Linked DNA regions of Homo sapiens: region 1 is linked to region 2. A link is a loop called in an ENCODE intact Hi-C map of the cell type or tissue named here. Cell type or tissue: PC-9. All regions are shown on one strand. Each heading gives the region's core, and the rest is flanking DNA. Links, peaks and the distances in the headings are about the cores only.

The links. A loop is a pair of places that touch in the nucleus more often than their neighbours do. Peaks named below come from ENCODE experiments on the same cell type or tissue, not always from the same donor. Only the 100,000 strongest peaks of a DNase experiment are listed, where the experiment ranks them.
Region 1: it touches region 2 in a loop (5-fold over the local background); 3 of 110 quality-filtered maps call a loop at or near these places.

The regions. Positions count from the first base shown.
Region 1 is chr6:7,662,095-7,677,962 of GRCh38, reverse strand. LOC105374906 (a long non-coding RNA gene) reads right to left here and starts at 5,314. Exons shown (of 4, transcript XR_926437.4): 1 at 5,133-5,314; 2 at 3,513-3,669. In PC-9, for the core only: no CTCF peak of the experiment used is centred there; a DNase peak (open chromatin) is centred at 6,752; H3K27ac peaks cover 590 bases.
Region 2 is chr6:7,984,648-8,000,515 of GRCh38, reverse strand. All of the region lies in intron 4 of BLOC1S5-TXNDC5 (BLOC1S5-TXNDC5 readthrough (NMD candidate)), which reads left to right. It also overlaps the pseudogene PIP5K1P1. Among named protein-coding and RNA genes, the nearest start is that of BLOC1S5, 72 kb to the left of the region's middle. RefSeq lists an enhancer at 14,071-14,572. In PC-9, for the core only: a CTCF peak has its summit at 8,330 (motif pointing right); a DNase peak (open chromatin) is centred at 7,755.

The DNA of each region.
Region 1 (15,868 bases), core at 3,140-11,139, 320 kb after region 2:
TTTCCTTTGTCTCTGGGAAGGTACTGAATGTGTACCTAACGTGAACTGAATTCCTTATCAGAGGTGAAATAAGAGTTAGGAGGAAGTGAGAATAATCCTCTCCATAGATTTGAAAGTGAACAGTCCTAAATTCATTACTGGACTATGGGTTCTCCCATCGAAAAGTGTTTGCCTGCTGTGCGCTCAAGCAAAGAACCCAGAAGTGGGGGGCAGGGGGGACCCCAGAAAGGACTTATAGAAAATAGGAGAAGATGGAAGATGGCTGACGACAAAGAAATAACAAATTCCGTCATCAATTGGATTTGTGTTTCTCAAAGAACATTTTGTATGTGGATGCACAATTTTTAATATTTTTAGATGCAAATTAGTAAATATTGGCTGTTTTCCTTTGCTCGAAAATATGTCTCTATTTCGATTCCCCAGAAAAACAGAACCAATAGAATGTAGGAAAATGATAGGTAGATAGGTGGATGGATAGATAGATAGGTAGGTAGGTAGATAGTTAGATAGATAGATGATATTTAGATAGATAGATAGATAGATAGATAGATAGATAGATAGATAGATAGATAATGGATAGATAACTTTAAGGAATTGACTCACGCTGCTGCGGGGTCTAGCAAGTCTGAAGCCTGCAGGGAAGGCCAGCAGGCTGGAGACCCAGAAAGGAAATAACAGTGCAGCTTGAGTCTGAAGACAGCCTAGAGACAGAAATCCTTCTTCCTCGGGGAACCTCAGTCTTTTCTCCTAAGGACTTCAACTCATAGGATGAGGCCCACCCATGTCATGGACAGTCACCTGCTTTAATCATACTTTACTGATTTAAATGTTAATCTATTTATGAAACACCTTCACAACAACATCTAGACTGCTGTTTGACCAACTCTCTGGGTACCGTGGCCTAGCCAAGCTGACACATGAAATTAACCATCACAATATCACAATGCTCAATCTGAGGTTCTCTACAAAAAATTAGAACAGAATTATCTTTTGTGTAATATCTTATAATTCAAAGCATTTTACATTATTGTTTTGATCTTTGAAACATTATGGCCTGAAAATCTGCAATTAGAACCTCTTGGAAATTGAAAAAAATAAATAAATAAAGCACCTTTTCCAAAAGTTTAGGTTCTTTGTCTGGAACTTGTAATACAATTGCCACAGTTAATGTAACAAATGGTTTTATTTCACCTGCTTAATCCATCATGTGCCTGAAGATGATAAGACTTGTGGTTCTCTTTCAGATACACCTAATCATTGTTTGTAACCCTATGTCTAAGGGGAAATACATTCTAAACCATGAATCAAAACACCAGTAATATCCTGCCTGTGCTGGCCTCCCTGTAAATGAGTTGTGACTGGGGAGACTCAAGACAAACAGACATAGGAAGGGTGATGATGATGCGCTTGGTCACCTGTAACTTCTTTGCTCTCTATATTTGCATAATTATGAAAAGCAACCACTCTACATTTTCATTAGCTAATATTCTGTAATCCAAACAATCCTGGAACCCAAGTATTCATCCCAGGGCACAAAAGAAAAGCATTCTAGAAAGAGAATCTTGGGGCCAGGTGCAGTGGCTCACGCCTGTAATCCCAGCACTTTGGGAGGCCGAGATGGGCGGATCACTTCAGATCAGGAGTTCGAGACCAGCCTGGCCAACATGGTGAAACCCCGTCTCTACTAAAAATACAAAAATTAGCTAGGTGTGGTGGCACGCACTTGTAATCCCAGCTACGTGGGAGGCTGAGGCAAGAGGATCGCTTGAACCCAGGAGGTGGAGGTTTCAGTGAGCCAAGATCATGCCACCACACTCCAGCCTGGGCAACAGAGCAAGACTCTGTCTCAATTAAAAAAGAAAAGAAAAGAAAAAAGAGAACCTTCAACCATGTGTTTTCATATAAAGGTTCTTTGTTAAGCTAGGGCCACCCGTCTAGATAGAAGTAGAGGAGTAGTTTAAAATGGAAGAATAGAAGCACTCACTTGTGATGTGAAAAATTCAAGTTGTTTTTTGTCTTTGAATACCTAAAAGCATGGAAATAAGGACAGAAGATCTAAATGGTGTAATGGAAAAGGAAGCCTACACATTTCAACTATGCACCAGCACCGTTACTGTTTTACTGGGATGGAGCCGTAAAGAAAAGCTTCCAAACTGATAATAGCGGCAGATACAATGCTATGTATTTATCAGATCTCATTTTATTTTCCTTTTCCCAGCCCACATTCCCCAGCCTGCTAGCAGTTAGGGACGGGTGACTGGGTGCTACTTGTGAGGACCTGTTGGAAGTTACAGAAGCCACACTCAGGCCCAGCGGTGACCCACCCCACCCCGACCGGCAAGATTGTCCACAATCTGCGATCTCATTTTCTTGGCAGTCTCAAAGGCCACACATTTAAGTTTGCAATGTCACGAGATAAAAGGACCCTGGGGCCCTGAGACACTGCTTGATAAAGAGTCACCAAAGAAAAACATCTGCCCAGCATGACATGAGGAAGACAAACCCTTTATCACGAAGCCACTGAAATAGGTGGTTTATTTATTAGACAGTATAACCTACCCTGTCCTGATAGAATATATCACCTAATTCTTGCTATCTGACTGTAGAAAGGAATCAACATTTTTAAAAGGACTGTATTCTGAAGTAAATTTGTCATGTGGAACATTATTCAGAGAACAGCAAATACCGTAACAGGTCACGTAAACTTCACAGCAGCATCGCCACGCATACAGAAGCCTCCTTCATTCAGCTGTATCTTGCACTGGCCAAACGTTCAGTATGCCATTCAGTTCCTCCACGGCCCAGCCATTTCCTCCCTCTCTAGCGTCTTCTTGCTCTCTCTGCTTCTCATTCTGTTTCTAGAAATGCCAAGCCACCTGTGGTTCCCTGCATGAGCCCCACCTTTCATAACTCTGCTCGTTCTATTCCTCCTGTGTGGACCTTTTTCCTCAGCCATCCTTAACTGGTCCATCCATCAAGATTCAACCAGAGGGCCGGGGGCAGTGGCTCATGCCTGTAATCCCAGCACTTTGGGAGGCTAAAATGGGTGGATCACCTGAAGTCAGGAGTTCGAGACCAGCCTGGCCAACATGGTGAAACCCTGTCTCTACTAAAAATACAAAAAGTAGCCAGGCATGGTGGCAGGTGCCTGTAATCCCAGCTATTTGGGGGACTGAGGCAGGAGAATCACTTGAACCTGGGAGGCAGAGGTTGCAGCGAGCTGAGATCGCACCATTGCACTCCAGCCTGGGTGACAAGAGCGAGACTCTGTCTCAAAAAAAAAAAAAAAGAGATTCAACCAGAGAAGTAGAATCATTCAATGTGATCTCAAACAAAGGATTTATTACAGGATTTGACTCCCCACCCCCACCCATGCAATCGTAGGAGCTGGTTCAACAGTTTACACACATCTGTTGTTTCTGCATCTGGCTCTGGGCCTGAAGTCAGCAGGGCAGGAAGTTAGGAAGGAAAGAGGCTTGAAGTGGGGAGAGCCAGAGCAAACCAGAACTCACCTGGGTAAGCTGGGAGCCCGGAAGGGTGAAGCAGAGCCCATGCTGGTCACTTACAAGGGAAGCTGGCACCTTCCATCACGGAGCTAGACACACACCTGGCCTAGGAGTCAGAGACGTCGAAGGCGCTGCCTCACCTCAACAAGGGAAGTCTGTGGATCTGCAAAAACAAGCGTGAGCTACCCGGCTCCACATTGACACAAGGAACATCTACACAGCTGCTGCCTTCCTTCTACCCTCCAGACCTCGTGCACATTTCTCATGGGGTCAGTCTGAGCCCAGAGCCACACAGGGAAGGGAATTCTGGGAAATGCGGTTCCAGCTTAGTTCATTGGATAAGTCCAAGGTCACCACCTTGGCTAACTTCTCCTGGCTCCTTTAAGACTCATCTCAGACCGTACCCTCCTGGGGACATTATCTTCAGCTCCAAGATTATGCTCATTGTCCTTCCTCTGTGCTGTCTTAGCATTCTGTACACACCATCATCACAGCATTTAACGCCTAATATTTAAATTGCTTATTTGTATGTCTATCTCTTCAGCTGGACTATAAGGTTCTTGAGGGCAGGGCTATGTCATATTCATTTTTCTGTCCCCAGCAGTGTCTGCACATAGTAGGTCTTTAATAAACATGGAGCGGAACCGTGGGCATGCATGCCCTCAAGGATTTACTGCTACCACTCCACAAATAAGGATCATATGTAAAAACCTAGGTGAAGAGTGGAAGGAAAATTCCCATATCCTCTCTCAAGCATACCCTAGAGCATATCAGTAATGCACTCAAGAGGGTTACAATGGGGAACAGCCACCCTGACTGTGGGCTGAGGATGGGCGAGTTTGGAATAGAAACTACTATTGAACATTTCTCAAATGCCAGGCATTAAATATTTCACATGCTTGGACTCATTTTGATTCTCACAAGAACTGCATAAGGTGGGTATTATTACTCCCAAGAAGGATACAGAGCTATTAAGTAATCTGCCCACAGCTGGTCCAAATCACAGCTGGATTTCAAAACCCGCGCTCATTCTGCTGCCCTGCGTTTCCGCCCCAGCCCGGGCTGGGGACTGCAGGTGGCTGGAGTGACACTGACTCCGAGGGGCCTTACACTAGAAGCGAAGGAAGTGGCGCCATCAGCTGGTGTTTTTCAAAGGCCAGAGGTGCTTATAAACAACCCTCCCTTCACGGCCCCACCCTCCTCCCACAGGGGCAGTCAGCAGGGTGGGGCCAGGCCGGCGTCCAAAACACCACTCCCCACCCCTGCACACCCCGAGGCTACTCAGGCTTCAGGCGGGCATGCCCTCCCTTCCAGCTTCTTCCTCCCTCCCACGGCTTTTCCTAACCCTGGCGTTCCCTGCTGTTCCACTGCTGAAGGCTGCCCGGGATAATCACGCTTTCACTAGAGCCCTCCAGGAATGCCAGGGAGTGGACCCTGGAGACCCTAAATACCCCTGAGACTGCCTGACACTCTTCCCAAGCTCTTCTACGGTGACTACGTGGTCCTTCCAATTGATCGGCTTTCTGAATAAGCCCGATCCCTTTGGGAAGACCATGGTGAGCAGTGTGCTGGGGTGGCTCTTGGACTCAGACAAGCTTGAGTGCAAGTTCTTGCCACGCTACTTACTGTGTGATCCCAAGTAAGCTGCTTAACCGTTCTGGGATACAAAGACAACACCCCCTCCTTGGGTGGTTGTTAGGGTACGTGCAACGGAGGCATGGAAAACCCTTAGCACAGATCCTGGCCCGCCGTGGCTGCTGTCACTGAGGTCGTGTTGTGGCCGCGGCTGCTAAGAGCACTGTCAGCATGGGAGAGAGTGGGCTCAGCCCGGTTATGATTCTCCTGCTGGATCACGTGGCACACAGGAGACTCAACAATGCAGCTACAATACAACCACTCCCATTTCTCAATTTGAAAAACAAGCCCTGCTTCTTCTTTTGATCAAAAGTGATTCGTTCATTCACTTGAACAGCTACTGTGTGCCAACCACCGGGACCCGCACTGGAGGTGGGGAAATATCTAAAGATATTGAAGACATCTTTCCTGGCCTCAAGGAGCTTTTGGTCTAAGTTTTCCTTTAAAGAAAGGCATTTGGGCTGTGTTAATAAGGGGTTAACAGCAGCTCTCTCTGTCTTTATCCATTTGCAGCTCAGCAGCGGTAAATTCTCATCTGAACTGCAATTGACCCTGTGCACACAATCATGTTATTCATATTCTTATAAACAGAGGGTACAGTATGTATAATTTCCTAGATTTCTGGGAGGGGATGTATCATAACTAAACTCCAACTTTTCCTTTGGAGAAACAGTCCCATTTGTTTCTGGTTAGCTTCAAAGCAAAAACTAATTTTTTCCTTCTATGTGTCAGTAACTCGAGTGAAATTTGTCACTTGTTTTTATGAAAAATTCTTTGCCATTACCTTCATTGCTTGAAATAAAAAAAAATTGAAAAGAAAAAAAAAACCACCCACTACAACTCACACTCCCTGCGTGGTACAAGGCACTTGAAACGCAATGACAGAATGGTGGTGTCATTTCTAGTCATGGAAACTAACAAGAGTCTCCCGGAATGGCCTCAAATTCATCCATCAAGAATCTATTTTCTAGTACCTACTATGGGAGCAAGACCACTGGTGACATCTTGTTCCAATTTAAGCAAGGTTGAGCTGTGGGCCAGCTCCTTCAAATCATAACCAGCACAGAAATTGCCTCCTACCAAAAAACCACAAGGGTTAGACTCTGTAAGAATGAATCCCAGAAAAGCTGGAACTCTCAAGTCCAAGCATATTTCTGAAGCAATCCAGTCAAGAACAGCATTTTCATTTTCTTTCTTTGGAGGATTTCTTGTTTGTCCTAGGATGAAGTTGAAGTGTGGTTGGGGATGAAGGAAGAGCAGCTTTATTTTGCTCCAAAAGAACTAACAACTCCTTCACCACCTTACCTTGAGCCAGAGCTATTTAGAAAATGCTCAATCTATTTTTACCTTTCTATATATGTATTTAATAGAGATACCATTTTATTAGTAAATTACCAAAAACATGAGCTGATGCTCTCTCAGCGGTGACTCATCGTGAATGGGACATTTTCCTAGAGACATAGCTATCCCCAGGGAAAAACCTCCTCTGAGCTGTTATTTTCTAATGTGGGGCATGCCTTACTATAGGGCTAAGAGAATTGTGACATTTAGGGAGGTTCCCTGTCTACATCCTGAATTCCAAACGTTATTATATGCACCATGGCTTTGAAGTCTGTTTATTTGACCCCTTTAAGTTCAAGTAGCCAAAGATCGAAGCAACAAATAGGAGTGGCCCTGAGATGACTCGAAGATGTTGGGTACACCCAGGATGAATGAGGAGCAGTCGATTCACATTTAGGATCCACGAGAGTAATGTGTGTGTCACTGTGGGGGATGACAGAAGAGATGGAGGAGGGAGGGAGGGTGCTGAAGGCAGTGGTCCGTGGTGGCCACCATGACCTGGGGCTACCTGCAGTGGCTCCTGTAATGGAGATGGGGAGCACTGGTTGTAGGGAACCAGCTGGCTCTACAGACCCCTGAGATGGTCACTAGTGCAATTGGCTGAATTATGTCCCCCCAAAATTCATATGCTGAAATCTTAACCTTCAGTGCCTCAGAATTTGACTCTATTTGAAGATGGAGCCCTAAAAGAGGTAATTAAGTGAAAGTGAGGCCATTAGGGTGGGACTTAATCTAATCTCACTGGTGTCCTTATAAGAAAAGGAAATTAGGACCCGGAGACACACAGAGGGAGGACCAGGTGGGGACACAGGGAGAAGATGGCATCTACAGCTCAGGAGAGTGGCCCCAGGAGGAACCAACCCTGCCAGCACCTGGATCTTGGACTTCCAGCCTCCCGGCACCTGGATCTTGGACTTCCAGCCTCCCGGCACCTGGATCTTGGACTTCCAGCCTCCGGAACGGGGAAGAAATAAAGTCCTGTGTAACGACCCTAGTCTGTGGCCCTGGCAAACAGTAGTACAATTAGCTACTGGGATTTGCAGAGCCAAATTCTCCTGGAATTGCTGCCAAACTTCAGATGTTTCCAAAATTGTCTTATATAAAGCAAATTGAGAAAAGCCTTTCTTTGGGATTTTAAAATTAGGGAAAATGGTAGTATTTGAGAAGCTTTATGATCACTCATTTATTTCTGCTTTTTCCTCGCCTCTCTCCTTGTCGAATGCTGGGCCTCCACCACCTCAGCTTCCTCTCTCTCCCGGCCCTTTTGAATCCTGGTCACCTGGTGTCATCTCCCCACCATACCTCTGAACATGCCACAGGTCACCAACAGCACCTCTGGGCCACCTGCAAATGCTTACAGCATTTGACCAAATTATTACTCCTTTTTTTCCTAATTTTTTAAACAGAAGAAATACTTGTATTCTGCAAAAAATTGACACACTGCAAAAACATGGAGTTAAAAGTAAAGCCCAAACCTCTGTTTCTTAACCTCTGCCTCCTTAAAACAGTGGCTGTCAACCAGGGGCAATTCTGCCCCCAGGAGGACATTTGGTAATGTCCAGAGATATAGTTGGTTGTTATAACTGGGTAGAGTGGAGTGTGCTACGGCGTCTAGTGGGAAGAGGCCAGGGAAGCTGCTAAACATCCTACAACGCAGAGCTGCCCCCAGCACAAAGAATAATCTCCCCAAATGTTAGCCATGTCCACATTTGAGAATCCCTGCCTCGGGGTAGCATAAAAATGTGCCCTACTCTTACCTTCTGTGATACTGCATTGGTGTTTTCTTCTATGTTTTGTTTTTGTGTTTGTGTTTTTGTTTAGAGATAGAGTCTTGCTCTGTTGCCCAGGCTGGAGTGCAGTGGTGCAATCATAGCTCACTGCAGCCTCTAGCTCCTGGGCTGAAGCGATCCTCCCATCTCAGCTTCCCGAGTAGCTGGGACTACAACTGTGCCAGCACACCCGGCTACATTTTTTTCATTTTATTTTTAAATTAATTAACCAGACACAAAGAAACTTTTTTTTTTTTTTTTTTTTTTTTTTTTTTTTGGAGAGATAGGGTCTTGCTCTGTTGTCAAGGCTGGTCTTGAACTCCTGGCCTCAAGGGATCCTCTTGCCTAGGCCTCCCAAAGTGCTGGGATTACAAATGTGAGCCACCAGGCTGAGCCTTGGACTGAATTTTACCCCTTCAAAATTCATAGGTTGCAGCTCTAACCCGCAATGTGACTGTGTTTGGAGACAGGCCCTTTGTGGAGGTAATTAAGGCTAAACAAGGTTATATGTATGGGGCCCTAATCCAATAAGACTGGTTTCCTTATAAGAAGAGGAAGAGACACCAGGGCTCTCTCTATCTCCACACAACAAAGAGAAAAGGCCAAATGAGGACACAGTGAGAAGGCAGTCATCTGCAGGACAGGAGGAGATATCTCACCAGAAACCAACTCAGCTGTCACCTTGATCTTGGACTTCCAGCCTCCAGAACTGTGAGAAAATACACTTCTGTTGTTGAAGTCATGCAGTCTGTGCTATTCTGTTATTGCAGCCCAAGCTAATACACCTTAGCTTGTCTTCTTTCCATGTCTTCACATGGTCTTCCCACTGTGCATGCACATTTCTGTGTCCTGATTTCCCTCTTGTTGTAAGGACACCAGTCATATTAAATTATGACCCACCCTAATGACCTCTTTTTAACCTAATTACCTCTTTAAAGACCCTATCTCCAAACAGTCACATTCTGAAGTTCTAGGGTTTAGGGCTTCGACGCATGAATTTAGTGATGGAGGGAGCACAATTCAGCCCATATGAGGCAGCATCTAAAGTAACCCCACAGGAGCTATCACAAGGCCAGGTACATACCTGCTCTGTGGAACTCTGTCCATGAGTCCAGGCCATCCACAATCACATTCTCATACCCTTTAGAATTTTTAGGCATGAATAAAACATCAGTCCACCATGCCCCTTCGGCTCTGTGAATTAAATGTCTAGCTCCTTGAGATCCCATTAAAGCTCCCCTCCCTGGCCTGGAAGTGAGGGAAAGGGAGGAGGCATCTCCATCCCTTCCCCACGAAGTGTGAGCAGAAGTCACAGAGTGCTAAGCACGCTCTCCAAACACCTTCTGTGATTTCAGACCTCCTGGATAACTGCCTCAACTCTTTGATACTCTTGGATAGACACGTGGCCAAAAGTTACAAAACTGCTTTTTGGAAATCTCTTTTACAATTCCCACATAGCGATCTTCCTTCGGCGGGTCAGAGAAGTGGGCATCTGCTATAGTGGTGACCTAGCTGAATCTGAAACAGAAATAGCTGCACTTAGAATCCACTTACAAGTATAGTCCTTAGGATGTCTTCAGCTGCAAGTGGTAGAAAATCCTAATTGGCATTGATACAACTAATAAGGGGCTTAATATGTCACATAAGAAGCACCCAAGGAGGGCAGCTCTAGGCCCATCAGGACGTCAGCTCATTTCTGTGATTTTCATGGCTTCATGTGTTGGTTTCATCCTGAGACTGGCTGCAAGATGGCTGTAGCAACCACTGACACATTGTGTAGACAGAACAGGGGCTGCTGATCATTGTGCAGAAGTCGCCCCAAGGACATCTTCTCAAGTCCCATTGGCCAGAATAGGGATACATGCCCTCCCTTGAACCAGCCACCTACGAGGAGAATGGGATTGCCATGATGAGCTCAGTCTTAGGATTTCTACCTCCTGCATAGTTCCCAAGCGTGTCCAGAGTGAGATGAGATGATCAGCTCTACTGCCCCCACCACCCCCAAATACAGACCCCGGGGAGAACCTGTGCCAGCTCACAGGACTAATCAGGTAAACTAGAGCCATCTTACACTGTCTAAGGCTCCCGCCCTGCTTCCACTCTAAGGAAGCCAAATGAGGGGGAGAGAAGAAGCAGCACCAGCCGGTGTTATTTTAAAGGTATACTGACTCCCGTGCATTTAAAGGAGGGTCTGATAACCAAAAAACATTGATGCTGAGATGGGAATTTGGAGCTGGATCACCTCCTGCCCAGCTGCCAATGAGGACCCCACTGTAGGTAGCAGCAGGAGGAGCACAGATCGTCCCGGGTCCAAGATAGCCACTAAGTCAGTGAAGCTTTCACCAGAGGCGCACGTGGTGGCATACCAGTGAAGGCCAGTGCAGGTGTGTGCTCGACTCAGTGCATGCACATTTCTAATAGGTGATTTTTCTAGGAAAGTGTAAATTGTGAAACCAACCTCAGAAGAGAAAAAAATGACAGACTAATTACCGTAAGAGGAATTAAGACATCTGTCAAAGAGCTAACCAAACTGGGGTGTGTGCACACACATATACACACCCAGAAAAGCTCAGATGGCCTCACAGAGACCTAAATCTGTAAGGATTAAATAACCCCCAAACCTATTTAAACTTTTTGGAGCAAGTACAAATAAGACAACATCCCAATTCTTTTTTGTAAATGAAGTTTCCCTGCATTCATATAAAAATCTGTTTAAGATAATAGAAGAAAACTCCAGGCCAATCACACATAGGAATATTGATGGAAAAAAAATTAGTATCAGGAAGTCTATTAATGTAATCACGCATGATATGATCTTGCTATAAAACAGGAGCAAATCAATTGAAACATATAACAAACAACACAAAAATATTACAGAAGGTGGCTAATTACATACAAAGAGACCAGTCCAGAAAAAGTCGGAAGAAAATTCTATTTTCCAATACAGTTATACACCACATAATGGCATTTCGGCTGATAATGGGCCACATATACAATGGTGGTCCCATAAGATTTTAATACCATATTTTTATCCTACCTTTTCTATGTTTAGATATGTTTACATACACAAACACTTAATGTTGTGTTCCCATTGCTTACAGTCTTCAGTATAGTCACATGCTGTACAGGTTTATAGCCTAGGAGCAATAGGCTATACCATACAGCCTAGGAAAGTAATAGGCTGTACCATCTAGGTTTGTGTGAGTACACTCTAAGATGCTCCCACAATGACAAAATCACATTTCTCAGAATATATACATGTCTATAATTAAACATGAAATAAAAAACCATTGCCTAAGCCAAGTTCAAAAGGTTTACTCTTTTCTTTTCATCTATAGTTTTATAGTTTTGGATCTAAATTAGTAATGTCAAAGATATTAGATATATATAAGCAAAATTTGTCAAGTAAGATTTGAACAGATGAGAAAAGATACACTGTTTTGGAACAAGAAGCCCTAATTTTATTAAATATCAATTATCCCCAAATGAATCTATACAGTTACTATAATTTCGGCTGGGCACAGTGGTTCACACCTGTAATCCTAGCACTTTGGGAGGCCGAGGCAGGTGGATCACCTGAGGTCAGGAGTTCAAGACAAGCCTGGCCAAAATGGCAAAACCCCGTCTCTACTAAAAATACAAAAAATTAGCTGGGTGTGGTGGCCAAAATGGCAAAACCCCGTCTCTACTAAAAATACAAAAAAGTAGCTGGGGTGACCTGTAATCCCAGCTACTCGGGAGGCTGAGGCAGGGAAAATTGCTTGAACCCAGGAGGCGGAGGTTGCAGTGAGCTGAGATCGCACCACTACAGTCCAGCCTGGGCAACAGAGCAAGACTCCATCTCAAAAAAAATAAAAAGAGCTTACTATAATTTCAACAAAAATACTAATCAGAATTTTTTAAGTACATGATAAATTGCATTCCTATGATCCTGAATTGGTTGTATTCTCTTTAATGTGCTGCTGAATACCCTTTGCTAATATTTTAGAATTTTTGCATTGATATTGTTTAAGAAATTTGGATGAAATCGTAACTATAAGGACAATGGAATCGGATGGTTATTCCCAAGGTCAGTTCAATTCTGGAAAAAAAGATAATGAAAAGCTGAAAATGATAAAACTGGCCAATAAAAGTTAAGTGTGACCAAGACAGTTACATGGTGCAACAATAGTCTTTTCAGCAAATGGTGCCGGACAACTGGAAATCCACATTCAAATGAACCAAGTGGGACTCTTGCCCCACACCATATACAAAAATTAAGGCAAAATGCAACACAGACCTAAATGTAAGATCTAAAACTACAAAACTCTCAGAGAAAACATAAATTTAGTAGGCAATGGCTTCTTAGATATGACATCAAAAGCACAAATGACAAAAGAAAAAAATAGATAAATTGGGCTTCATCAAAATTAAAACCTTCTGCATACCAAATGACTCCATTGAGAAAGTGAAAAAGCAACCCATAGGATGAGAAAAAAAATTGCAAATCATATATCTGATAAGAGACTTGTATCTAAAAACTTCTATGTGTACATAAAAACTCTTACAACTGAATAATAGAAAACAGCCCAAATTTGAAATGACCAAAGGATTCGAATAGACATTTCTCCAAAAAAAAAGATATACAAATGGCCTGGTCAATGTACACATGAAAAGATGCTCAATATCATTAGTTATTAGAGAAATGCAAATCAAAACCACAATGAGAGACCACATCACACTTGCTAGGAGACTGTACTCAAAAAGACAGACAATAACAAGCGTCGGTGAGGATGTGGAGGGATTGGAGCCCTCATACACGCTGGGGAGAATGTTAAATAGGGCTGCTGCTTTGAAGTTTTTTTCTTCCAACTTTTATTTTAGATTCAGAGGGTACATGTGCAGGTTTGCTACCTGGGTATATTGCATGATGCTGAGGTTTGGGGTACAATTGATCCCATCACCCAGGTACGGAGCACAGTACCCAATAGTTAGTTTTTCAACCCTTGCCCTCCTCTCTCCCTTCTTTCTCTAGTAGCCTATTTGTTTCCATCTTTTTTTTTTTTTTTTTTTTTTGAGACAGAGTCTCACTTTCTCATCCATGCTAAAATGCAGTGCTGCAATTGCAGCTCACTGCAGACTCAGCCTCTTGGGCTCAAGCGATCTTCCCACCTCAGCCTCCTTAGTAGCTGGGACCACAGGTGTGAACTACCATGCCTAGCTAATTTTTTATTTTTTGTAGAGATGGCGTCTTGCTATCTTGTCCAGCCTGGTCTTGAACTCCTGAGTTCAAGGAATCCTCCCACCTTGGCCTTCCAAAGTTCTGGGATTGCAGGCATGAGCCACCTCACCTGGCCTGTTGCTATCTTTATGTCCATGCATACCCAATGTTTAGCTTCAATTTATAAGTGAGAACAGGCAGTATTTGGTTTTCTGTGCCTGCATTAAATTCCTTTAGGATCATGGCCTCTAACAGCATCCATGTTTCTGCAAAGGACATGATTTCATTCTTTTTAATGAATTTCATTATTTTTTATGGCTGCATAGTATTCCACGGTGTATATGTACCACATTTTCTTTATCCAGTCCACCATTGATGGACTCCTAGGTTAATTCCATCTTTGCTATTGTGAATAGTGCTGCAATGAACATGTGATTGTATGTGTCTTTTTGGTAGAATGATTTATTTTCCTTTGGATATATACCCAGTAATGGGATTGCTGGGTCAAATAGTTTAAGTTTTAAATGATTAAATGGTTTATGTTTAAGTTTCAAGTGGTTTATGTTTTAAGTTCTTTGAGAAATCTCCAAACTGCTTTTTCCACAGTGGCGGAACTAATGTGCATTCCCACCAACAGTGTATTAAGTGTTCCTGTTTCTCTACAGCCTCACCAGCATCTGTTATCTTTTTATTTTTTAGTAATAGCCACTCTGAGTGGTAAGAGATGGTATCTCATTGTGGTTTTGATTTGCATTTCTCTGATGATTAGTGATGAGCATTTTTAAATATGTTTGTTGGCTGCTTGTATGTCTTCTTTTGAGAAGTGTCTGTCCATGTCTTTTGCCCATTTTTAAGTGGGGTTATTTGGTTTTTGCTTGATCAATTGTTTAAGTTCCTTATAGATTCTGGATGTAAGACCTTTGTCAGATGCATAGTTTGCAAATATTTTCTCCCATTCTGTAGGTTGTCTGTTTTACCCTTTTTTTTTTTTTTTGATGGAATCACACTGTTGCCCAGGCTGGAGTGCAGTGGCACAATCTCAGGTCACTGCAACCTCCACCTCTTGGGTTCAAGCAATTCTCCTGCCTCAGCCTCCCAAGTAGCTGGGACTACAGGCATCTGCCACCATGCCCAGCTGATTTTTGTACTTTTAGTACAGATGGGGTTTCACCATGTTGGCCAGGGGCTGGTCTTGTACTCCTGACCTCAAGTGATCCACCCATTTTGGCCTCCCAAAATGCTGGGATTACAGGCAGGAAACACCACGCCCAGCCTGTTTATTCTTTGATAGTTTCTTTTGCTGTGCAGAAGCTCTTTAGTTTAATTACATCCTATTTGTCAATTTTTGGTTGTGTTTCAATTGCTTTTGAGGACTTAGTTGTAAGTTATTTCCTAAGGCTGATGTCCAGAATGGTGTTTCCTAGGTTTTCTTCTAGGATTCTTATAGTTTGAGGTCTTATATGTAAATATTTAATTCATCTTCAGTTAATTTTTGTAAATGGTGAAAAGTAGGGGTCCAGTTTCATTCTTCTGCATATGGCTAGCCAGCTATCCCAGTACCATTTATTGAATAGGAAGTCCTTTCCTCATTGCTTCTTTTTGTTGATTTTGTCAAACATCAGATGGCTATGGGTACGTGGCTTTATTTCTGGGTTCTCTATTCTGTTCCATTGGTCTACATGTCCATTTGTACTATACTGTTTTGATTACTATAGCCTCATAATATAGTTTGAAGTCAGGGAGTGTGACGCCTCTGGCTTTGTTCTTTTGCTTAAAATTGCTTTGGCTATTCAGGCTTTTTTTTTGGTTCCATGTGAATTTTAGAATAGTTTTTTCTAGTTTTGTGAAAAATGATGCCTGTAGTTTGATAGGAATAGCACTGAACCTGTAAATTGCTTAGAGCAGTATGGCTATTTTTATGATATGAATTCTTCCAAACCATGAGTGTGGAATGTTTTTTCATTTGTATCATCTACGATTTCTTTCAGCAGTGTTTTGTGTTTGTCCTTGTATAACACTTTAACCTCCCTGTTAAATGTATTCCTAGATATTTTATTATTTTTCTGCAGCTGTTGTAAATGGGATTGCATTCTCAATTTGGCTTTAAGCTTGAATGTTATTAGTATAGAAATGCAACTGAGTTTTGTACAATGATTTTTGTATCCTGAAACTTTACTGAAGTTGTTTATCAGTTCTAAGAGCCTTTTGGCGGAGTCTCTAGGGTTTTCTAGGTATAGAATCGTATCATCAATGAGGAGAGATAGCTTGACTTCTCCTCTTCCTATTTGGATGCTTTTATTTCTTTCTCTTGCCTGATTGCTCTAAGACTTCAAGTACTATGTTGAATAGTACTGGTGAGAGTGGTCATCCTTGTCTTGTTCCAGTCCTCAAGGGGAATTCTTCCAGCTTTTGCCTGT
Region 2 (15,868 bases), core at 3,539-11,538:
TCTTGCTAAAACACATTGCTCCCCTCATCTAGGAACAATGCCGCACACATCATTTCCTGAAATAATGGAGTTGGAAGGCAATTATCTACTCACAAAACAGGCTGAAACAACAGTTCCTGATATTCTTCTCAAATACTTTAACTTCCCAAGGAATCCGGAAAAAATAATTCCATGAGACAGTGTTGTGAATGAAGGTATGACATTCCAGTTTCCTTCACTGCAGTCCAGGGACCAGAGGTAATAAATTACCAAGCACTCGGCGCTATTGACAGGGGCTCTGGCCATGGTGAGCTGTTTGTCTTTGTACTGCCTTACAGCCTCTTGGGAGATGATGGCCCTGGGTTCCTTTTTGTACACTTTTGGGAAGCATCCCAGAGATTACTTGCAGTTTATTGAACTATTCTTATTTTACAACATTGTTTTCCTTTTACTCCTAAAGAGAATTTGGGACTTCTGTTTCAGACTTTCCAGATAAGAAATGCAAACTTTTAGAAAGAATGAATATTGGCCAGGTGCGGTGGCTCACGCCTATAATCCCAGCACTTTGGGAGGCCGAGGCAGGCAGATCACGAGGTCAGGAGATTGAGACCATCCTGGCTAACATGGTGAAACCCCGTCTCTACTAAAAATACAAAAAATTAGCCAGGCGTGGTGGTACATGCCTGTAGCCCCAGTTACTTGGGAGGCTGAGGCAGGAGAATTGCTTGAACCTGGGAGGCGGAGGTTGCAGTGAGCCCAGATCGTGCCATTGCACTCCAGCCTGGCAACAGAGCAAGACTCCGTCTCAAAAAAAAAAAAGAAGAATGAATATCTATTTCAGCAAAACATGTTTTGGGGTAGTGTGAGAGTTTTTTGGGCCCCTTGAATGTGGATTGGTAGATACTCCTATGAAGAGGCATCTTTATAATCCTTAGCAATCTAAACATCACCAAGGTAGCCTGATGGTACCCATGGCAAAGAATAACAATTAGGAAGATTGCTAATGTTTAGACATTGCTTTCTGGAATTCTCATTTGAAAGGAAGTCGGTACTGTATTTAATCAGGGATGAGAAAAAAATTGAGAATAGTCATCTGGCTGTTGAGCCTGTACAAGGCCAACTAGAAAGCTGTTTGGAAACTAGGTTGTGTTTTACATTTCATCTGAATGTTTGCATTTGCCTCTGTGTTGACATATCCTCCCCCATGAGTGAAAGGTGTAATAAATTGGATATAAGAGTCACAGGGAGGAACACTGAGCAGATTGAAGAGGGACTTGAGACACTGCAGCATTACTTAGGGGGTTTCATCGGCTGCCTCTGGGCATTTTTCCCGGAAAGATAGACCATTCTCTGTCTGGCTTTCTGGGTCTTCGTAAATCCTCTTCCCTGTGTGGAAGCTTAGGTATCGATGTCGTGTCTCTTCATTCCGCCTCAAAATCAACTTGTTTGACATTTGCTCTAGTGAAATGTATAACTTTTACAAGTATAGTGTGAAACTGGCATTTAAAACTACTTATTTCAGGCAGCCGGATATGGTGGCTCTAGCCTCAGGAGGCCAAGGCAGGATTACTTGAGCCCAAGAGTTTGAGACCAGCCTGAGCAACATAGTGAGACCCCATCTCCACAAAACAATTAAAAAATAAAAATGCTTATTTCTGATTGTATCAGAAATTTACCAATTCCTCATAAATTATGGAAATCGCTAAATTGAGGTTTTCTTTCTTTAAGGCATCTTTCCATTTGGCCTGGCCACTGCCTGGCCGAACGATGTGGTTGGCCACACATCCATGTTAGAAAATCCATTACCTTTCTCATTGTTCCTTGATTCCCACTGGCTCTTTTCAAGCCAGGAGACTCAAATTGAGAAGCTATAGGTGGAATGAGTCAATTTGTTTTATTAAAAAGGTAATGGGTCAAATTACCTCTTGAAGAAGAGTCAGTGACAAAAGCTAAAAGCAGAAGTAGGGTTTGTGCCACCATGCCCCAAGGGACAGCGAGTGGGGCTGTGCAGCCTGCGGTGTGGGGAAAGCAGTCCTGGGTGGAGGAGGGCCAGGCATAGGCCTTGGCACATCGTTCATTCCGTGGAATATTTTGGAGCCAGATTTCAGTGGTCTAGGCCTAGTTAAGAACTTGAGAATGAACAGTGTCTGGAGTCTTAAATCAGTTGTCTTCATTGTTTGGCTTTAGTTTATAGCAGTGGAATCATTTTTGGCTTTCTTATCTTGGCTCACTCCCAGGATTGGCTTAACACACTAGTTACCCAATTCTATAAATTCCAGTTACCTTACTAGTCTTCATAGCTACCTCAGAGGGAAATCGCCAGCCATGAATACTCAACTCGATGAAGCTGTCTGTGACGCACTTAAGCCCTAATGGGCTGCTGTTTATATTTAAGGATAAGTGTTATTAATGTTTTCTGGAATGGTCATTATTTTCTTGGTAATATTGAAATTTGGCAAGATATAGTATAGCTTGGTAAGCAAATACCAATTGTCTGTTAGTCTTCAATGACTAGGCATAGCACAGACTTACACAGGTAGGAAAGTTAAATTCAAGTCTGTGAATTTTTAATTCATTGTTACTTATACTGGACAAGTGATAGATTATGAATTTATATTTGCCATATACTTTTTTATAAGCATTGTTAAATATAGAATGAAATTTTTCTAAAGCAACATCTGTCTTAGACTGCATGCAGGGACTGTATCACTAGGCCAGTCAACATGTATCCAGTACTTGGCTAATTACAGGGAGTGTAAATGAGGTATATAATATGTGATTACTGCCCTGTAAAAAAACTTTTGTTGAGGAAGCAAAGGCTAAGTTAAATGAAATAGTTGGGAAACAGTTTAAAACTACATTTTAGAACGCTTGGATTTTACAGGAGGAAGAAATCACTGTAGGCTGAAATAGGTCATTGCGTCTTCCAAAGAGGCTTCATGGAAGAGGCAGGATGTAAAAGATGAATGGAATGTAAATGGGCAGAAAAGAGACAAGACAGAAACATTTGTGGAGCCTCTTTTGAATGCCAGACTCTTTGATAGCAACTTTATACACATAATCTCATTAATCCTGCTGAGTAGACATTTATATCCCTGTTTATACTGAGAATATTAAAGACTGGAGAGGTTAAGCAGTTTGCTCAAGTTTATACAACTAGTGAGATGCTCCTAAGTCATGGTTAAGACGATTGGCTCTGAATTCCAGGCAGTTTTAGATTTGAATCTCAGCTCCTCACTGACTGGCTGCCCTTCGTCTCCTTGTGCTTCCATTGTTTCATCTGTAAACCGGGAACTTAATAATAGTGACCTCACAGGTATAGAGTGATGAATAAATTACTTAATGAGACAAAGAACTTCACACAGTTTTTCATATGCTGTAACCACTCAGTATGTGTTTAAATATATATAGAAAGAGAGACAGATAATCTGACTGAGAGTCATAGCGACATCTTGTCTGACTCCAAAGTCTACATTCTTTGTAGTATATTACCCTGTAGAGGGAGCAGGTAGAAAATTCCAGATGGGAGAATAAGAATAAGCATTTTGTCTGCTAAAGAAAGGTGACGTCCCCTGCATGCCTGAAGTAGGGTTGGGTTGATGAAGTCATGAAAAATTAATTGGCTAAAGCAGATGGAAGCTAATTATGTAGGACCTTGAAGGGAGAACTTCAGACCAGATGCCACAGAGACCAGGAAAGCCAGCTAGTTCCTAGACGGAGAATAGCATGATGAAAGCATTGCTCTAGGCGGCAAAGAGGGGAAGGGTGGGGGTGCTGGAAGTTTACTTGGGAAACTGCCAAGTAAAGTATGAGGTAATGTAGTCTTGTGCTGCGGGGAGCAAAACCAGAACGTCCAAAGAAAGGACGCACATGGAGGATGCTGGTGCTGGCCGTGCCACCACACACGGCTGCTGGACTCTGGATGCTGCCGTTTCTACTAGCAGCCCCTGCCCTGGCACTAATGCCACAATGTATTTCTCTGCTGTAGACATGCTAAAGCTGAAAGCCAATGTTAACTAAAAACGATTCTGCCTTCTGTAAAATAAAAAGTAGGTGATGTTTTATTCTAAATAAATCACAAAATAAAATGTATGAGAAAAATATAGTGTACCACAGAGTCACTTAAGGTGTAAGTTTTCAGCTCAGCAAGCCTCATATACTGTTTTAATGCATGTGTACAATTTACTAAAGATTTAGCAAATTCATTACACTTCTCAAAAGGCTTGACATTTCTGATTGTATATCTCATTTTCCTCCTATTTTTTTTACATCTTTACCCAATGACATGTTTCCAGCTTGAGCGCAATAATGCCCAATCGTTTTTCTTAGCAATGTAGACTAGCACTCTACCTGCTAGGGCATGTAATTATCTACAGAGGTTAATATCTGAACATAAAAAGTGGCATCTATTAGCTGAATGGATCCTGAGCAAATCCTTTGTTTATTAAGCTGAAAGCTATCATCTGGAGGTCTTGCTGACTTAGAAGGGCCTGAGTCTGACAAATTGTTAATTAATATTGCATGTTCAGCCAGTAGCTACAGTATTCAGCCAGTAGCATACGAGAATTGCAATGATATAATTATATCACTAATTACGAAAGAGTATATCAGAATGATTAAGAATATGGAATTAGGCCTTGTGTGGTGGCTCATGCCTGTAATCCCAGCACTTCAGGAGGCCAAGGCGGATGGATCATCTGAGGTCAGGAGTTCGCGAGCAGCCTGGCCAACATGGCAAAACCCCTTCTCTACTAAAAATACAAAAATTAGCCAGGTGCAGTGGCGGGTGCCTGTAGTCTCAGCTACTAGGGAGGCTGAGGCAGGAGAATTGCTTGAACCCAGGAGTCGGAGATTACAGTGAACCGAGATTGTACCAGTGCACTCCAGCCTGGGCAACAGAGAGAGATCCTGTCTCAAAAAACAAAAAACAAAAAAAAAATGGAATTGCAACCAGACAGTCATGGGGTCCATTCCTGACCTTATTCCTCACTAACTGTATGAACTTGGCATATTCTTTATCCTCTCTGAGCCTCAGTTTCCTTACTTGGCTGCCAAAAAGGCTGGACGGGATACCATTTGGGAAGCATTTAGAACAGCATCTGGCACTTTAAAAATGCTTGATAAATGTTAGTACTTAATCATTATATTAAGCATGATAGTTTACAAAAAAACTTGCTCACATATTGAATTTCTTTGAACCTGTCAGTCCTGTGAAATAGACAGGAAAGGTGTTATTCTTATCTGATATTAAGAACTGAAGTTCATAGAAGGATTCAGTAACTGAAGTTAATTAGCGGCAAATCCAGAACTGAAAATTAGGGGCTGTCTCCTCTAGATTTCTAAACTACACACATAAAATACAAGACAGAGGCAAGAATCCCTGGCCTTTATGAATTTAAGCAAAGGTTCCTGATAGCAGTAGTTTTCAAATGCCAGTCCACGGACAGTGATCCTACAGGACAGAGTTTTCCCGTGTGTGTCATTTGGATTCTCAGACTGGATGGTGAAATGAGAACATGAGGGTTAGAGCAGTGAACTTGAGATAGAGTTAAATTTATCCACCTTAAGGAACTGCCTTTTACTATCATGTTATAGCTTTTCTACTTTTTGGTATTGAAATTGCCTTATGAAATGATGACAGATCATGGTAGCTATTTTTTGGTTAATGTCTCTATCTGAAGTAAGAGAACTTTGACAAAGACCACTTTGGGTCGCAGGTTTTGTTTTAGAAATGTTTCTAGTCCAAAATCGGAGAATCACTGCCCTAGAGTCATTTCATTATTTTACATATTAGTAGTTAAGTATACCGTAATACTTAGTTTATCTACATTAAGCCATAAAATCAGGGATTTGGATTTTTATGCAGTTTTTTTTTTCCTTCTTTTTTGTTTTTAGAGACAAGGTCTTGCTCTGTTGCCTGGGCTAGAGTGCGGTGGTGTGATCATAGCTCATTGCAGCCTTGAATTCCTGGCCTTAAGCGATCCTCCTGCTGCAGCCTTCCAAGTAGCTGGGACTGCAGGCACATGCCATGACACCCAGCTAATTTATTTTTGTGTAGAGACAGGGGTCTTGCTGTGTTGCCCAGACTGCTCTTGAACTCCTGGCCTCAAGCAATCCTCCCACCTCGGCTTCCCAAAGTGCTGCGATGACAAGCGTGAGCCACTGCATCCAGCCCTCCAATTTTAATTTTCTCTTGCTCTCTTTTTAATTACATAGATCACTGATGCTTATCTTTTTTAAGTAGCAATCGCAGACCGTTTTAGGAATCTTTTGGTAACTCCATCCCCCAAAACACATACACAAACAGTTATAGGTGCAAATTGGCTAGTTCACGAATTTGGTGGTACAGAAGCCCAGGGACGTGTAGGTGGCGCTGGTTCGTTAGTTTATGTAACCCGTTTTCTTTGTTTTTTTTCATCTTGCTTGTTTTCCCTATTAGATGTTAGGGCTTATACAGGTGAGAGTGGTGTTACAGGAGACTGGGCAAAAGGCTTAATGTCAGGACCTGATGGTTACGTAGAGGTCACTGCATCTTGTGTGGTTTTTCAGGCAGAACAGTCATATGATGGAAGATTGTAAAATATTATTAGTTATTTGTTATAGTTAATATATATGTTAGCAAAGAAGTGAGGAAGAGGACTCCTACATACTCCTACATACTCTCAAAGGAGAGTATAAATTGATGTAACCTCTTTGGAGGGCGATCTGAAAATATCTATCAACATTTAAAATGCACATACTGGCTGGTATGTGCTTAACAAGGTATGGCACATACTTGTTAAGATGTGTACAGAGGTCTTTGTTGTAGCTTTTCATATGAGAAAAATACTAGAAACAACATAAATATCCATTAATATGGAACTGGTTAATCAATTGTGTGGTATATTTGAATGGGAATACTATGCAGCCATGAAAAAGGATGGGTTAGCACTAAACATGATAATATGGAATGATCTCCAAGATGTTATTATGTGAAAAAGAAAGATACATTTTAAAAGGAGAAAATGCACACATGCTTGCATTTGGATATTTCTAGAGTGTATACCAGCAGCTGGTACTGATGACTGCCTCAGGGTAGGGTCTGAGGAATCAAGGGTCTGCAGGTCTGCAATGGGAGGGATACTTACTTTTCCTTTTTCTATTTATTGTAGTGCCTAAATCTTTTTTTTTTTTTCGAGATGGAGTCTCGCTCTATCGCCCAGGCTGGAGTGCAGTGGTGCGATCTCGGCTCACTGCAAACTCCATCTCCCAGGTTCACGCCATTCACCGGCTTCAGCCTCCCGAGTAGCTGGGACTACAGGCACCCGCCACCGCGCCCAGCTAATTTTTTGTATTTTTAGTAGAGATGGGGTTTCACTGTGTTAGCCAGGATGGTCTCGATCTGACCTCGTGATCTGCTAGCCTCAGCCTCCCAAAGTGCTGGGATTACAGGCGTGAGCCACTGCACCCAGCCTGTAGTGCCTAAATCTTTTAATCAGGTCCTTGTATTACTTATTCAATTAAAAAAAAGAGCTAGTTAAAAGGAGTTAATTTTAAAAATTACTGTGCAATATGAGCAAAAGAGGTTAGTGGATATTTACATTTCCTAACTGCAAGGAGATAAGGCAAAATGAACAGACTTCTTTTTTCCTTTTCTTTTTTTGCCTCATTCTCTAATGTGAGATCAAGGGGGCACCTGATGGAGTTAAGAACTGGGAAATGAATAAATCAAAGGAAATAGCTTTTTGCACAGCATGTAGCTAGTCTAAGGAATTTACCGCCAGAGGCAGTCATAGAGTCAAATACTGTGGCTGGATTTTTTTTTGGAAGTCTGGTCACTATGACCAGTCATAACATTTGTAGTTATGCAAGAAAAGATAAGGATAATCAAATCTGATGGTGCAGGATGTAAGCTGATCATTGCAAAGGAAGGAATTTCTCCCCAGCCTCCCTTCTTTTTTGGCTTCTCCCAGTGCCTCAGAATAACATTACACAATTAGCTAGGTCTGCTTTGAAGAGTTGACAGTACTTCCTCTGAATCATTAGGTATTATCCACAGCCAAGGGAAGGATTCCAGGCCTGCCAGAGCAGCAAAGCTCAGAACTCTTTTTTTGCACCCAGAGCGATGGCCCCTTCAGTTCCAAGTTCAGCGTTTTGGCAGGACAGCCCTCCTGCTGCTCTGCTCCTCCTGCCATTCCCGGTGAAGAACATGTTCAAAGGGAAATAATGGGTTTCAGCTCTTCTCCCGTTGAGCTGGCACTCTCGTATAAACAACAAACCCAAGATTATTGAGGGACTGAATAGATGTTCAGGAAATAATTCATGCTTTTTTCTCTTTCTCTTTCCTTCTTTGGCTCTGACTAGTAATGAATCCCTCCACCAGGGGGTAGACAGAAGACATAAAAGAAACCAGCACTGACCAATCTCATTTAGGCCCCAGTAACAGGTTTCATATTGTTCTAGGTCTCATTCATCCAAATAACCCAAGAAATACTGCACCCATTTACTGTCTTATATTTTAAGATCAAGAGTAGGATGTATCAAATTGACTTCGATTTGAGCAAGTAAGTAGAGTGTAGAATAGTATAGTATGTCAACATGAGCCAGATAAATTGCATTAACTAAAATCTACTGCAGATGAGGCCATTCTGTTTCTCCATGTGACTAGTTCAAAGGCAAAACTTTAGTCACATAAATGAGAGGACCTTCTTTTTTAAAAGTTTCTCCCCCATGTTATGGAAGCTGGCAACAGGCAGGCAGGGTATGTCTGTGTGCATGTATATGCATGCAGGGTGAATGCCCTTCCCTTTTCTGTCAGCCAACAGCTGGATGACTCCAAGACAACACAGTCAGTGATCCCAGGTCCATCTGGTGGCCACACACAGGGGCACGGCCTCTTGCTTGTCCCACAGACAAGATTCAAAACAGTCACCCAAACACCCAAAGTTCCAGGAGAAAATTTGTATCATTTTTGTTTGGCTAAATTATGTCTTTAAAAGTTCCAACAGAATTTTTAAAAATATCTCTTATTACATTTAATTATAATTTTAAAATAATTTCTTTGCTACTCAAACTCATCGACACCATGTACAACCTTACCTTTGAAGCTTTTTAGGAGACCCATTTCACTTCCAGCATTGTCCAGTAGAACTTTCTGCAGTGGGGGAAGTGTTCTTTATCTGTGTTGTCCAATATGGTAGCCACTAGCCGTATGTAACTATTGAGTACTCGGAATGTGGCTAATGTGTCTAAGGAACTGAATGTTTAATGTGACTTAATTTTCATTGACTTATAAGCAACAATGCCACCTGAACTTTAGCATTTCTTATATCCTCAGCCCATTTTTACTTTAGCATCCTAGCAAACATTCAGAAGTGACATGGTCATTTTCTTCCTTCTGGGATGGAGCGTTGGCTCTCTTTATTGTCATTAAGATCTTTGAAAGCAATAAGAAGATATAATTAGCCGGGCATGGTGGCTCACGCCTGTAATCTCAGCACTTTGGGAGGCCAAGGAGGGTGGATCACCTGAGGTCAGGAGTTCAAGACCAGCCTGGCCAACATGGTGAAACCCCATCTCTACTAAAAATGCAAAAAATTAGCCGGGCCTGGTGGTGCGCGCTTGTAATCCCAGCTACTTGGGGGGCTGAGGCAGGATAATCTCTTGAACCTAGGAGGTGGAGGTTGCAGTGAGTCGAGACTATGCCATTGCACTCCAGCCTGGACAACAAGACCAAGACTAGTCTCAAAAAAAAAAAAAAAAAAAAAAGAAGAAGATGTAATTTTTCTGTTTTCACACAGTTTTAGGAAAAGTGACACAGACTTGTCATTATGCAAAGGCTACGGTTTTTACTCAAATCCTGTCATGGGGCCTGTGTTGATACCTAATATCCCAATGGTAACCTCAACCTGCAACAGTAGTGAGGCTTTTTTCTCTAAATGGTATAACCCATAATTTTAGACAATAATAAAAGTTTAAAAATCTAATTTTTGCACAGCCAAGAATAACATGGGGTACTAGGAAATTCCATCAGCAAGGCAGGCAACTTCTTGGCATCAGGGATTGTGTCTTTTATCTGTTTCCTTAGTTCTAGCATAAATTTTAATAAGTGCTTCTCAAATGAGTGCTTTAGTATATGAGTGGATGAATAAATGTGTCTCAGAAGTCATGCTAGTAACATAACATTAAAGAAGCCTCTCATTAAAGCTCCTGGTGCCCTAGCAGGTATCTTTATTGGCAGATAAGTTATGGAAAGACACAATGTAAGAAATAGTATTTTGGACTCATGAAAGAACTCATATAAAAACATTGAAAACTCATCCATGACTAGTTTAGATAGTTTGAAGAATAAGTGGTACCCTGTGTTTATAAAGTATATGGGTCCGTTCGTTTTCACAAAAAAAAATTATTTCTCTCTGCATTTATTTATGACAATGCATGTCATCTTTCCTGGTCATGCCTTTTCACCTCGCTCTGCCTTTGCCTTATGCTGACAGACACATGGCATCGTCAGCTGCCTCCCTTCCTTGACTCCTGCCTTGTTTTACAATTATTACAGTCAGGTGTATTAAATTACAAACTAAGAGCCTTGCTTTCTGCTTTAAGATGCTTTACAGGATAACCTCAACTTTTCCTTGTTCCTGTCTCCTTTCTTCATTGTTGTCAAAATGATCCATCGGTTTCTTTTCTTTTTCTAAATAACTGATAAAAGTTTATTACATTAAAACCATATATCACTTTTATATTGCATTTGCCTTTTCCGAATGATACAAAGTAGAAGCAAATAGAGACACTTCATTAAAATGTTGATTCCCTATTCCTTTCCCTAAGACCCAGCCCTCCCTCAAATATTCTCTCCCACCCCTTACAGAACTCTGTCCTTAATAAAACACTTAAATACATCATAAATAGTAAATTATGAAAAAAATAGCAAGAATTGTTTCTTTCCTTCTTGTAAAAAAGAACATGGCAGCAAAGACAGGCAGCCAGAAACTGGCTGGGGGTGTCTAATATAGAAAGTTATTTGGGGTATGGGCTAACCTACTGTCAAGGCAGGGTGGGATAGAGAAGGGATAGAACAGGAATTCAACAATATGCCTGAGATACCAGGCCCCCTTCTTCTCCTGACAACAGTGGAAGGATCAGATGGAAAACCACAACTCTTGTAGGTGGGGAGGAGAGGGCATATGTAGCCCCCATTTCCAACTTCTCTGCATGAAGACGGGGGTAGGACATATGGCATAGCAATGACCTCACCGAGGCAAGAATCCACTGTCTCCCCATGAATTTAAGAAAATATTTGCTGGCCTCACAGATACGGACTGCCTGTTAAACAGACAGAGGTGTCCCCTCTTCACCTTAGCACCACAAACAGGAGAACACTGTTGGAAAAGATGGGAAGAGCAAAAAAATCTCCTTTGGAGAATGATCTAAAATTCATTTGGTAAGTCTTCATATTTAGAAAAGCAACCAGAATATATTTCAAATTGCAAAACAGTAATAATCATTATAGCCTGGCAGTGAATAGGATTCTGCCCAGGAAGGGCTATGATCTCCCAACCCATGGCTGCCTCATGTTTTAACAAAAGTGGTAAAGATTACCCCACGTCCCACTCTCTCCATTCCTTCAGCCTTAAGAAATTCATCAAGAGATGAGGAGTTTAAAGAGGAGCTGCTTCTGGCAGAGCAATCACTACTTTTCCCTTCACAAACACCGTGGCTCTTCTGAGGGAACCCTACGGATAGGCATCTCGTCAACACTTCTGGATTTTTGATCTGAAACTGGCTTGAAATTTGGTGCTGTGCGCTTTTTCCTTTTTTCAGGAAAAAAAAAAAAACAAAGTTGGGAGGTGGTTAAACACCCTTATCCCCCAAAAACCTATACAGAGATTACAGGGGTTTTCTTCCAGGGATCAGAGAGAAAGAACTAAGGTGGGGATAATGTGGCAGCTAGTCTGTCCTGAGGAAATGAAGAGTCCAGTTCCTGGTGAAAGATGAGGGGAAAGAAAACTGCCAAGTCCAGTAATCTCATTTCCAGCATGAAGAATGGGGGTCTGAAAAAAATTCAGTTGTGGAAACCAAGGTTAGCCAGTTGAAAATCCGTGCCACCCAACTCTGGAGTGGAGGGGATGCTGTGGAGAGGATGGAGTGGTCCTCAACTGTCCAAGGCACTAATGCCCATTTATGAGGACAGAGAAGAATAGGAGGCTCTTCTTCAGGAAGAAGATGGAGAGTGCACCTCGCTTCTTTTACACTCCTTTTTTGATGACCAAGTAGAAGAAAATTCAACATTGCTGGGGCAAGGGCTGACATCTTGGGATCACAGAGAAGCAGAATCTTGTTCCAGGTCTTCTGAGGCTTTGCGCTTAATGGGTGAACTCTGACTCTGTACATTCAAGTTTTTCCAAGGTTATACTTGTAGTTAGCATATGCAAAGTCTTTCCAACTACAGGTGAGAAACTGTGGTCAGTAATAGTGAGCCCTCACTGATTTCCTCCAAAGGTGGATTCTGAGGTCTGAGGTAAAACATCAGAACGACCAAGGTGAACACCTGGCTCCACTTGCACCTTTATCACTTGTGACTTGTGTTCCTCAGAGACCAATGGCTGGTAAGTAATGCAGGAGTTGCCACTGGAGCCCGTATGCAGAGAGAAAGATAAGCCAGACCGAAACTTTTTGGAAGGAGAAGGCTTCAAGGGGATCTTCTTAAATACTGCGTTGCACATGAAGTGCTGGAACCGTTCAGCGTAGAAGCCTGGGCGATGCACTGAGACAGCGTCCCCATCATGTACCACGGCTTTCCAAGAGTGCTCCAACTTCTTAAGAAACGTGTAAGACTGTAGAATGTCAATGATGCCAATATAAAGCAGAAGCCTTTCCCCTTTACTATTCTGAGCAGGGATGCCACCCATATGGTCATCGGCCTCCATGGTGTCGCCCAGCCGAGCCTCTCCCTGGATGAATTCCATGGCTGTGGAATACAGAGCCTTTTGGGGAGCCAGTCTTTGAGTGTCGATTGACACTTGAAGAGTGTCGCTGCTTAAGGGCTCTCGTTGTGCATGATCTATATTGTGGATTGACAGCCAGAGGCTATAGTCCATTATCTTGAAGCTCTGCAGCACCAAACAGTCACGCTGCAGGGTCTTACAGAGAGCATTGTACGTGTCAGCATCCAAAAAAAGACCATCAGGGATGTCTTGTAAGAAGTCTAGATCTTTAAATGTGGGAAGAGGCTTCTCTCGCTCTTTCTGGGAAGCCCGGCGTTTGTAGGTTGAGCCTTTGAGGTCATATTTGATATGCATTTTGACGGATCTTGGTAAAAGATTGTTCATCACCACAATCCGAATGTTCTTGCCACCTGTCTGCACACAGTACAGTCCAAAGAATTTAGGCAGCAAAGTCCGAGGGTTCTGGCTGAGGTTCAAGTAGTATCCTGGAAGCAGCTTCTGCAGAAACTCCGCCTCTTTATGTTGGAGTGTCTTAATAATGAGTTCATCGTCGCTGGACACATAGAACAGGGAACCACTAGCTCCAGAGCTACAGAGTTCAATCAGCGGCTCACTGCAGAGGGAGCACAAGTAATCATCGGGCGGGATACCAAATAGCTCCCGAAAGTAGCGGAAGGCAACCGGCGCATAGGTCTTGAAACGGAAGGCATTGTAGTGATGAGCAGGGGTCAGGTTGCTCCCTTCACTGGGGAAGAAGATACTCTCCACCACGTAGAAATCTTGCATGAGGACATCACGCTCTGGTTTGGTACTCAGGCTCCCCACAGTGTAAGTAATGCCTAACTGGATGGCACCTTTCAAGGCTGTTGAGGTTGTCTTTTTATATGTTGTCTCTCCTGAGGAATCGACACCTCGATGGCCTGTTTTCTTGATGGGCATGCCAGAGGCATAAGGCACCTCAGATGCCGTGGGGCTCAAGATTCCAGATGCTGAGGACGCGGTACAGGAAGGGGCCCCGGGATCAAAGGATGAAAAACCGACCGCCAACGACGGTTGGGAGGAGGCCGACGCCATCTTGGCAGCCCCCTTCCCGGCAGCCGCCTGGCTGTCTTTCCATCCGCCTCTTCCTGTTCTCGGAATCGAATCTTCTCCACGTGTCTTTACAGAACCCGCGTTCTGCGGGCCACCTTCCCGCCGCCTCTGGGGCCTCCCTCAGACCTGTCATCGAGCCGGCTGCTGGACCAGCTCAAGGCCGCACCATTCGCCTGGCATGGGGGAGAACGCCCGTCTCGCACGCCCTCCACAAGTTCAACCGCTTTCCTCAGAGGAGACTTTCCGCTTTCACAGAAGAGTAAGCTCAAGCTGACTGCTTGGACCCTGCGTCAGGAAAAAGCCACATCTGAAGAAAAAAAACAAAACGAGGCGTGAAAAGTCCCAGAGGAGCGAACGCCGCCTCTCTGTCCTCCCTACCCACGGCCTGTTTACCGCCCAACCCAGCCGCTTCGATCCGTCAGTTTCCTTCTTTTTTTCTTTTTTTCTTTTTTTTTTTTTGAGACGGAGTTTCCCTCTTGTTGCCCAGGCTAGAGTGCTGTGGCACGATCTCAGGTCACCGCAACCTTCATCTCCCGGGTTCAAGCGATTCTCCTGCCTCAGCCTCCCAAGTAGCTGGGATTACAGGCACGCGCCACCACGCCCTAGCTAATTTTGTATTTTTAGTAGAGATGGGGGTTTCACCATGTTGGTCAGGCTGGTCTCGAACTCCCGAACTCAGGTGATCCGCCCTCTTCGGCCTCCCAAAGTTCTGGGATTACAGGCGTGAGCCACTGTGCCCAGCCGATCCATCAGTTTATTTACGTGATCAACCCATTCCTACCTAAGCCTTTTTTTTTTTTTTTCAAGTTGCACCTAATGACTCGAATGCCCTATCATCTCGGGTCCTCTAGCCTCACTTCTCTCTTAGTATCAGAAACATACTTGAAACTCCAATTCATGTATAGAAGCTTTCTCAAACAACACCAGTGTGTTATGGAAGAAAGACCTCAGCGCTCTAGAAGTGTGATAACTGATTTAAGAATCTGCTTGTGCCACTAGCTGATTGTTTGATCTTGGATAAGTCACTCAACATCCCTGGGGCTCTATTGCTGCCTCTATGAAATGGGAAGGGAGGAGTTTAGGTAAATTTACATGATCCCTCCATACTCTAAAACCTATGGAATTAAGGAATAATATTTATTCCCTACCATCCTGTCAAAACCTATGATAATGACATGCTAACAAATAATGCCGCAAATATGTTCTCTAATGAGACAGAAAAATTGTACACTTTATTTATATGAAATTTATTATGTGTGCTGCTATGCCCCCAGCATACTACCATGAATGGACAAGTATTTGTGATAATAAAATATTTATAAATGGGGATTGGCTTTTGTTTATGGCAGAATAGTCCATTTAAACCAACCTCCCTCAGAGAACAAATTTTTTTAAAAATTTGGTCGGATACATTGGAGTCCTAAGAAGTTAGTGAATAATTATAGTACTGAGATCTGGGAAAAGAAAGAAGTACAGAGAGGTGAGCATTTGGGCCCACTGTTTCCTTAGGGACCTCTGCATGTTCCATTAGAGGTAGCTGAGAGTCTGATAAGCTTAGCAGAGTTTTTGACAAACTCAGTGGATTAGGGAACAAAAAACTGAGTTTGGGGTCTGATACAGCAATTGTCTGCTAAACTTCCCAAAACTTCGGATTGAGACCCTGAAAGGCTATATAGCATGGGAGTAAATGTGTATAGAAATAGACCGTTCCTCACAGACACTGCAATTCAGCTGCGAATCACCTCAATCCCTGGTGGGATCAAGATAATTGAGATGGGTAATATCCCTAGATGTCTATAAAGAGCAAATTTATATTCCTCTTTGGAGAAATATATTAATAACATTGTCCTAGCCCTTAAATTCTCTCTCAT